Linked DNA regions of Homo sapiens: region 2 is linked to region 1. A link is a loop called in an ENCODE intact Hi-C map of the cell type or tissue named here. Cell type or tissue: Caco-2. All regions are shown on one strand. Links, peaks and the distances in the headings refer to the core of each region. The heading gives the core; the rest is flanking DNA.

Region 1 (4,394 bases), core at 331-4,330:
AGTCTTGGGTATAATTCATAGAAGCATGACAACAGACTAATACACCAGCCGAATATTCTTAGAAGAAGTTCATATACCAGTTAAACACCACCATTTTGCCTTTTAGGGCACATGCTTGAGTCCACTTACTCAGCTCCTGAGATCTTATCAGGAAGCCGCTGATCACCCACTTCAGGTGTTTTCTATCTAATGGGAGCCTGCCTTTCTCTGGTGCCAGCTGTGTCCAATTATTATTTTAGAGTGACAGTTAACAACAACTTGAGCATCACCTGATGGTCACCTGACATTCCTTGTGGGGACCTCTCCTACCCTGCTCATGTCTGCCCAGCTACCTACTTTTACACCGGGGGTAATAGAACTAGGGTGTTTAGTACCATTAGATGCAATGACCTGTAAAGATTGACTGAGTAACTGCACATATGTCCTGTTTCCTCTTTTATCCCTAAAGCATATGTTCTCTGAGATCTCCCAATCTACTATCCACTCCCCAAGAGGGCGCTCTGGAACCAGGACACACTCAAATCACCTAGTTTTAAAAACTCTCCAGATGAGCAGTGCTGCCTCCATGATATTAACCAGTCAAATCTCCAAGAGGTCAGACTCCTGAGGTCCAGGGTCTCAGCCAACATGTGCGAGCTCCTTGGCAAGCTAACATTTTGACACTGTTTCAAATTAATATTTTAAAAATATTCTAGGATTTTCAGCTTAATGTTTGCGGGAGATGACAAAATGTTCGGGCAGATGGGTGGAGCAGGAGGACATGGATGCCAGGACTCAGCATCTCCTCTGTTGACCCAGCAATCCTGCCTTGGCTGCACCTCACTAAGGGAAACAAAAGCTTAGTGTTAATTGCACTCATCTTCCTTAGACCGTAGTTAGTTGACCAACTATTTTTATTCAAGGGTGCCTCTTAGAGGTTCTAATTCTCAATCCAAGTGGCTGTATAAGAGCTTTATTTCTTTGAACCACATGCAGTACTTTCCCTGAAAGGAATTTGGTGAGTGTAATTTTCACCTCTCATTATATTTCCAATGAGTTCTTAGTGCGCTTGCGTGCACGCATGCACACACACGATCAGGACTCCTGGAAATTGCCATATTAGTCCATGTCTTGATCTAATATTGCATGGACAGAATTTCACATGGGTCATTTGTTGTCCTAGTACTTTTTAAGTTAGCTTAGTGCAAACAAAACACAAAACTAAAATAATTTACCTCCTAAAGAATTCAGAGCAATTTAGAGAATGCATCATAAAAGATTGCTTTCAATTTTTTAAATTTTGTTTCTTTTTCAAGTTGGGGTATTGTTCTGTCACCCAGGCTGGAGTGCAATGGCACCATTATGGCTCACAGGTACCTCAAACTACTGGGCTCCCGCAATCCTTCCTCCTCAACCTCCTGCCACCTGCCACTGTGCCTGGCTAATTTTTTTTTTTTTTTTTTTTTTGGTAGAGACAGGGTCTTGCTTTGTTACCTAGGCTGGTCTCCTGGGCTGAAATGATCCTCCTACCTCAGCCTCCCAAAGTGTTGGGATTATAGGCATGAGTCACCGTGCCCAGCCCAACTCTCAAATTATATCACACAGGCAGGAAGTGTCTGATAGCAGGTGGCATAGGCTCTGTGGGACTGTTTTCTTTTAAGAAACAATCTCTCATCATCAACATGCTTGAGGCCCCAGGAAAGGTCTTTAGTGCTTTAACTTGGGCACTCTGTGTTTGTCCAGCTGCACTGACATTTCATGGTGTGGGTGAGTCAGTGGGGAAGGGAAAGGCAGCAGCCATGAGAGGCAAGCCAAGGATATGGAACCTCTGGAAAGAACCAAAAAGATCAATGGGTGTCCTGCCTTTTCACCTCCCTATCCACTGGATTCACTTGATAGTAGTAGCAGCAAAAGAGCCATCCAGTCAGTAGGGACCTGCCTGGTCTGCAACGAAAGAAGGAGGCTTTCTGGGCCCTATTTCGTCAAGAGAAGGATTTAATATTTCACTTAGCCAGACCTCCATGTTCAACTGAAGGACAGACATCCCCGTGGATGTCTAAGCAGACATTTATCCTGGCAGCTGTGGGGCCAGATTCCTGGACTTTATGACTCAGGCTTTTTCAAAAGCAAAAAAACACTACAAGAGAAGGCCCTCATTATTTAAAAAGAATTAAGGATTCCCAGTTCAGGCAAGTCTTCCAGGGTCCTAAACTGGGGATCAGTCAGGTGAATTCAGCCAGTGATTGGTTTGGTTCACACAACGTTTTATTTTTTATTTTTAATTGGCAACCCCTGCACAAAGCAACAATACTGGAGGTAGGGTTTCAGGATTTAGACTGAGGCCCACAAGTGTTTTCTGAGCACTCTGGATGGGCAGGCTCTCTGATAGGCCGGTTCTCTGATAGGCCAGTCTTCCGGTCACTCACTCTAGTCCTGCCCAGTGACCTTGAAATAAATTGCAGCGCAAAATAGCAGAGTGCCCCACCTTCAGAGTGTTTGAGACTTTCCCCTCCTGAGTGGAAACACGGAGGCTCAGAGCAAGATTAGGAGAATCAGTCTTGGCAACAGATAAAGGGATCAATGGAAGAAGGAGCAGCTGAGGCCTGGGGAAATTTACATAAGCCTGCTAGAAGTAGGGGCTCAGAGCCTCAGAAGGGACAGTAAGAAACCAGACCAAAGGAAAACATCTGTAATGAGCTGTGAGGACCAGTGAGCTGCAGAGGTCAGAGCAGGCACCTCCCCACCTACAGAACAATCAAGCAGTTGCCAAAGCAAACCTTTCTGCAGTTGGGATTTATTTTATTGTCATTCTTCCCTTCCCATGGCTGCTGAGCCTTTGAAGTAATCCTCAGCGTGAAAAGATAGGAGGATGTGCACATAAGAGGCCCTTTGAAAAAGCCTTAGGGAAAGTAGCCAAGCTCCGGAGGGAGCAATTGTAAAGTGACTAGAACAAGGAAGTAGGGAAGGACTGTGGGGAGACCAGGCGGGTAGCTTAAAACCCTTGCCATAGCAAGCCTTTTTTAAGTGGCAAGCCAGAAGGCCCAGCCCAGTGGGCCTCAGCCAGCACTTGGGCTCATGGTCCTATTTCAGCATGAAATTCATTCCTGTGACTGCAAGGGAGCCGAACAGTACAACGATCTTAATGACTGTATTGCAAACCACAAAGGATCTATGTTCATGAATAAGCAATAATCAGCTGAAAACATATTATGTTTACCACAAAAAAAAAAGGCGGAAAGAGCACAAAATCTAGTGAGTAAAGTGTAGGCAGCAGATAGTAATGTGGTAGCCGATGTTCATCCCCTTGACCACTCTCATCAGGCCCAGAGACATGGTGCTTACATTTGCTCCAGTGGAGACTGGATAGAAAGAGTAGAGATGCAAAGAAAAAAACAACCTTAGCTTTTTAGGGAAAACACTAAGGGCTCTGGCATAAAACTGGAGAGATTACAGGGGGTATGTGAATATACAGAGCAGGTACCTCATCTGCTCTGCCATCATGACCAATAAAGAGCTTTGAGCCAGAGAGAGGGAAAAGAGTTTGCAGTCAAGGAAAATTATAAATTATAGCATGAAGTCCCTGTACTGTGCTTCTATACCCTGGAATACATCCTGGGGGAAGAGTGACCAGATGCCCCATGAAACATGAAGAGATCCAAGGCAGAGAGAACTCATGTCCTGTTCTTCATCTGGATATTTGATGTCTGTTTGGAGAAGGCCAACAGGAAAATGGTATGGAAGATCTAACCACCAGAGGGCCAATAGCTGACCCCATGTTCCTAGTGGCTTCCAAGTGCCCCAGAAGATTTTGCAGGTAACTGAGAGAGAAAGAGAGGAGCAGTGCTGCTCCAGGATTGCTTGGGTCAAAGTGAAGATCCAAGAAGTAGGAGACCTGGATTACGAGACTTGTGTCAGTGATGGGAGAAAGTTGCGGCTGCAGTCTTGGAGGCATCCTCAGCTCCGTGGTGCTAAGTGGGAGCAGAATGGACACTCATATGAAGATGGGCTCTCACCATCTGTAGGAGTAAGCACCATGGGCTGTGCGCACCAAGAACAAGGCTGGTCCAGGTGACGTGGGATGGGGTGGGGGCTGTGATAGGAGACCAGAGTGGACCCATTTTCCTCCTCTGGTGGCTTCAGTGGGATTTTCCATAAGCCTCCAGGAGTTTAGGATAGACACCACAAAAAGGGGAGGAAGAAAACCCTGAGGAAGGGGGAATATAACTGAATTTCCAATTAGAAGATACTGGAAAGTTACTGGCTGGGGCTGAGAAGACCCAGAAAGTAGCATTTGGAATATGATGATGAGAGCTGGCACAGCTCTGGGAACTAATACCACTCAGGGTCCCTAGGGAAAGTGGAGGAAGTACTTAAGTAAGAGAAAAGACAAATTAACTTGTCAGAGCCATCTGTTA
Region 2 (4,394 bases), core at 201-4,200, 54 kb after region 1:
GACCTTCAATTCCCCATTGTCCCAGCTGATATCTTCATCGCCAGGGTTCTCCAATTTCCTCTCTCTTAGCCATTAAGAAGTGCATCAGACCTCACTATGGAGCTCCCAAGAGAAGTGCTAGTATGTTCTAGTTCAAAAACTAAGGAGATTGAAAATAGTTTTCCCATCAAATTGCCATTTTGGTCTTAAAAGGTTTTCATTGTGTTATGAGGTTTGCGCTAGAATTCAGACATCTTGATAATGAAAACTCTGTGTTGATATTGGTGAACCGAAGTGACTAAACTGCTACTCCCAGGGCAGAATTTGGTGTGCAAAGCACACGACAAAGACAATATAAAAATTATTTTATTTCTTTTTTGGGTTTTGGTTGACATGGATTTTGTTTATTGCCTCCACATAATTCTATCCAATGGGACATATTATAATCATCACCTATTTATGGCAAGGCATTGTTCTAGGCACGGAGGATACAAGCAAATGCAAAACCAAGTCCCTGCACTCAGGACTTTGATATTCTATGAATATTCTACAAGATTCTGCAGAGGTTATACCAGTTATTACATATAACATCTCAGGTAGGTGCTATGTGACATGAGAACAATGAAACCAAATAAGGGGGTAGAAACTAGCAAAGGGTGCATTTCAGTTAGAGTGGCCAGGAGGAGGAGGTGCCACTTTCACAGAGATCTGAGAGAAGCCTGTGGTTATCCAGAGAAAGAGACTCCAGTGCACAGGGAACACCAAACTCAAGGCCCTGAGACAGGAGTGGGTTTGGCAGAAATAGCAGAGGCCTGTGTAGAAGGATAAAGGGAGCAAAGGGGTGAATGGAAGGAGATGGGGTCAGAAAAAATAGCCGAGATCCCTAATGAGCTCTGCAGGTCAAAATAAAAACTTTGGACATTGGGAAGCCATGAAAAGGTTTTGAGCAGATGAGTAACATAATCTGATTTAGATTTTTGAATTTTTAAAATTTATTTTTTTTAATTATTATTTTTAGGCTGGGCATGGTGGCTCACACCTGTAATCCCAGCACTTTGGGAGGTTGAAGCAGGTGAATCGCTTGAGCTCAGGAGTTTGAGACCAGCCTGGGCAACAAAGTGAGATCCCATCTTTATAACATTGCAAAAATTAGCCGGATATGGTGGCATGTGCCTGTGGCCCCAGCTACCTGGGAGGTGGAGGTGGGAGGATGGCTTGAGCCTGGGAGGCAGATGTTGTAGTGAGCCAAGATCATGCCACTGCACTCTAGCCTGGGTGACAGAGCCAGAACCTGTCTCAAAATATGTATAATTATTATTTTTTTTAAAAAAATAGAGACAAGGACTCACTCTGTTGCCCAGGCTAGAGTGCAGTGGCGTGATCATAGCTAACTGTGACCTTGAACTCCTGGCCTCAAGCAATCCTTCCACCTAGCCTCACAAGTAGCTAGGGCTACAGGTGCATACTGCTACACCAGCTAAGTTTTAAATTTTTGGTAGAGATGAGGTCTTTCTATGTTGCCAAGGCTGGTCTCAAACTCCTGGCCTCAAGTGAACCTCCCACCTTGGCATCCCAAAGTGCTGGCATTATAGACATGAACTGCTGCACCTCACCTGATTTACATTTTTAAATGACATCTTGGAATCTATAATTATCTCAAAATAAAAGTTTTTTAAAAGATATCTCTGGCTACTGAGTGGAGAGATGACTGTAGGGGTTATGGTAGATAGACTCTCAGATGGCCACAGTGATCCCCACCTTCCGGTGCTCCTACCCTTTAGCATGAGTACACACTCGATTTGTTAACTCACTAATGAGGAATTGAATATGACAGAAGCAATAGGATGTCACTTCTGAGATTAGACTAAAAAAAGACTGTGGCTTCCATCTTGAACATCGTCTCCCATATTCTCTCCATCCCCCACCCCCTTCCCTGCCATCTTGCTCATTCTGGGTGAAGGCAGTTGCCACATTGTGAGCTGCCCTGAGGTCTACACGATAAGAAGCTGAAGCCTGTGACAGCACATGAGTGGTCCTGGAAGTAGACCCCCCAACCCTAGTCAGAAGTCTGAGGAAAAGACCTAGCCTGAGCCTAGTCCAGGACTATGTGACAGAGATTAAGCTGATTCCAGAAGGCCAGGAAAGTGGAGGTGACAATGGTAAAGACCATGGGTTTTCACGTCAGGAAGGTCAGGGTAGGAATTCCAGCTCTCTATTGTTAACTGTGTGACCTCAGTGAACTTATTTAATCTCTTCAAGCCTCAGTGTTCTTGACTGCAAAATAAGGATAATAAAAGTACTTACCTTTAGCGCAACACTGGCTGGTTGAAAGAGTTTGCTAATATGTATTTTCCTTAACACAGTGCCCAGCACATAGTAAGTTCTCAACTGATGAGCCTGGAGCGGCCACGATGTGAACTGTCACCGGCCACTGCTGCTCCGACTCCCTGGAAGCACACAGGGTGATTAAAGGAGGCGGCAGTGCCCTTTATCTCAAAGCAAAGTTGCACTGCTGTGTCAGAGATTACAAACAGTGAGGTGCACATAATCCCTGCGCAGCTATTCTTCTAGGAAAAGCTGTGATCAAAAGCCTGCTTTAGCCCATCAGTGAACACAGCTGTAGGTTCCCTCAGCTCTCTTCCCACCCTTGATAAGGGAACCTTTAAAATGCCTTAAAGGTAAGCCCTGCTGCTGAGCTGAAAGAGGTCCAAGTGGGGACAGGGCTGATTCATTGGAGAAACAATGCTCCACAGAGTGTCAGTCCTTCCAGCCACTCTGTGCACACTGTGTCACCACATCTGCTTCTTGGCAGCTACTGTCTGCTTTGTGACCCACAGATATACAAAGAGACAATGCAGAGAAAGGCAGGTCAAGATGCTGGTGGATCAGTGGAGGACCAAGTGCACACCAAGGCACCCACAAAGTGCTAGTTAAGCCCAGGGGCTGACTGTCATGCCACGGCTGTGAGACACACGCCTGCTTGGATGGCACACCCCTGTCTGGCATTTGGGGCCTTGTCATTAAGAGCTAATGCATAGCATCAAAAGGGAAGACTGGCTCAGCAGCAGGTAAGTTCAGGGACAATCATCACAAAGTAAAGCCACCAGCACAACCCTGCTAGAAAGAATGGTCATCTTCATGGATTATGACACCACAAGCCAACAGCACATGAAAACAAGGAACAATGATATCGATGGGCCAAACAAATATATGCAAGCATATGTATGTATTATATATAAAATATATATATATATATAGAATTAGCATATGTTATCATAAAAACTAAATGCTAATGTTTACCAGGTTCAAGAGGCCAAAGAGATTTTTTTTTTGAGATCGAGTCTCACTCCATCGCCCAGGCTAGAGTGCAGTGGTGCAATCTCGGCTCACTGCAACTTCCGCCCCCTGGGTTCGAGCAATTCACCTGCCTCAGCCTCCCAAGTAGCTGGGATTACAGGTGCCCGCCACCACACCGGGCTAATTTTTGTGTTTTTAGTGGAGATGGGGTTTCACCATGTTGGCAGAGCTGGTCTCGAACTCCTGACCTCAAGTAATCCACCCACCTCGCCCTCCCAAAGTGCTGGGATTACAGGCGTGAGCCACCGTGCCCAGCTGAGAATTTTTTTTAAATGCTAGTGTTTATAGCAGAAAATAACATCTGGAAAGAACAAAATGTTTGTCTCATGTGTACATCTAATCTTCAGGTTCACCATTTAGTTAAAGATATCCACCTGAATCCAAGAAGATGTCATCAGGCTTGTATTTCTGTTCTAAAATGGAAGATTTCAGAAATTCAAATGTACTTGTAAATCTCAATATGCTTCATTTTGGCCTATAACTGAGCCATAACCTCTGCTAACACCCATAAACAATTATATTTGGAAATAGAAGTATTGAAAGTTACACAATTTGCAAATTTTCTTAATATTCCTCCTCTCTGTGGATCTTTGCCAGCATTCTGTCATTTCTAATCTATGGTGTCAGCTTGACAGTTAAACCAAACAAAAGCTAATGTTTTTGGCAGGAGAAAATAATCAGCACATCCATTCATTAGCATCCTCCTCACACATTCTTTGTCAATTATAAATATTTGCTTGAGCTAAACTCTGTCACCATCATTGAAGCCATTACTGCCTGTAACTTAGTGATATATTTGAAGAGTCAAGCTTCTGGCATTTTGCAGCTGGGGCTCCAGCATAATCAAAATATTCATAAACTAACACTTGGGTCCCAGCAGAGTATCTTACTCGAGATAACAAATGATGATCCTAGACAATGGAACTACAAGTCAAACTCTGAGTCATGAGTTTCATAATGGTGTTTCTGGGCTATATCCATTAGCTTCTGATAAAAGCCTTTTCAATTGCTATTTGGGGACATTTTTAGGGGACATTCAATTACACGGTTGGACTTGT

The links. Hi-C counts contacts between places; a loop is a spot of excess contacts. Peaks named below come from ENCODE experiments on the same cell type or tissue, not always from the same donor. Only the 100,000 strongest peaks of a DNase experiment are listed, where the experiment ranks them.
Region 2: it touches region 1 in a loop (6-fold over the local background); 1 of 110 quality-filtered maps calls a loop at or near these places.

Annotation. Positions count from the first base shown.
Region 1 is chr4:98,745,073-98,749,466 of GRCh38, forward strand. No RefSeq gene overlaps it. Among named protein-coding and RNA genes, the nearest start is that of TSPAN5-DT, 88 kb to the left of the region's middle. RefSeq lists enhancers at 2,383-2,933, 2,934-3,484. In Caco-2, for the core only: a CTCF peak has its summit at 537 (motif pointing right); DNase peaks (open chromatin) are centred at 529 and 2,669.
Region 2 is chr4:98,798,882-98,803,275 of GRCh38, forward strand. The region is part of intron 2 of LOC105377343 (a long non-coding RNA gene); the gene reads right to left. Among named protein-coding and RNA genes, the nearest start is that of EIF4E, 130 kb to the right of the region's middle. RefSeq lists a silencer at 2,377-2,671. In Caco-2, for the core only: no CTCF peak of the experiment used is centred there; a DNase peak (open chromatin) is centred at 2,530.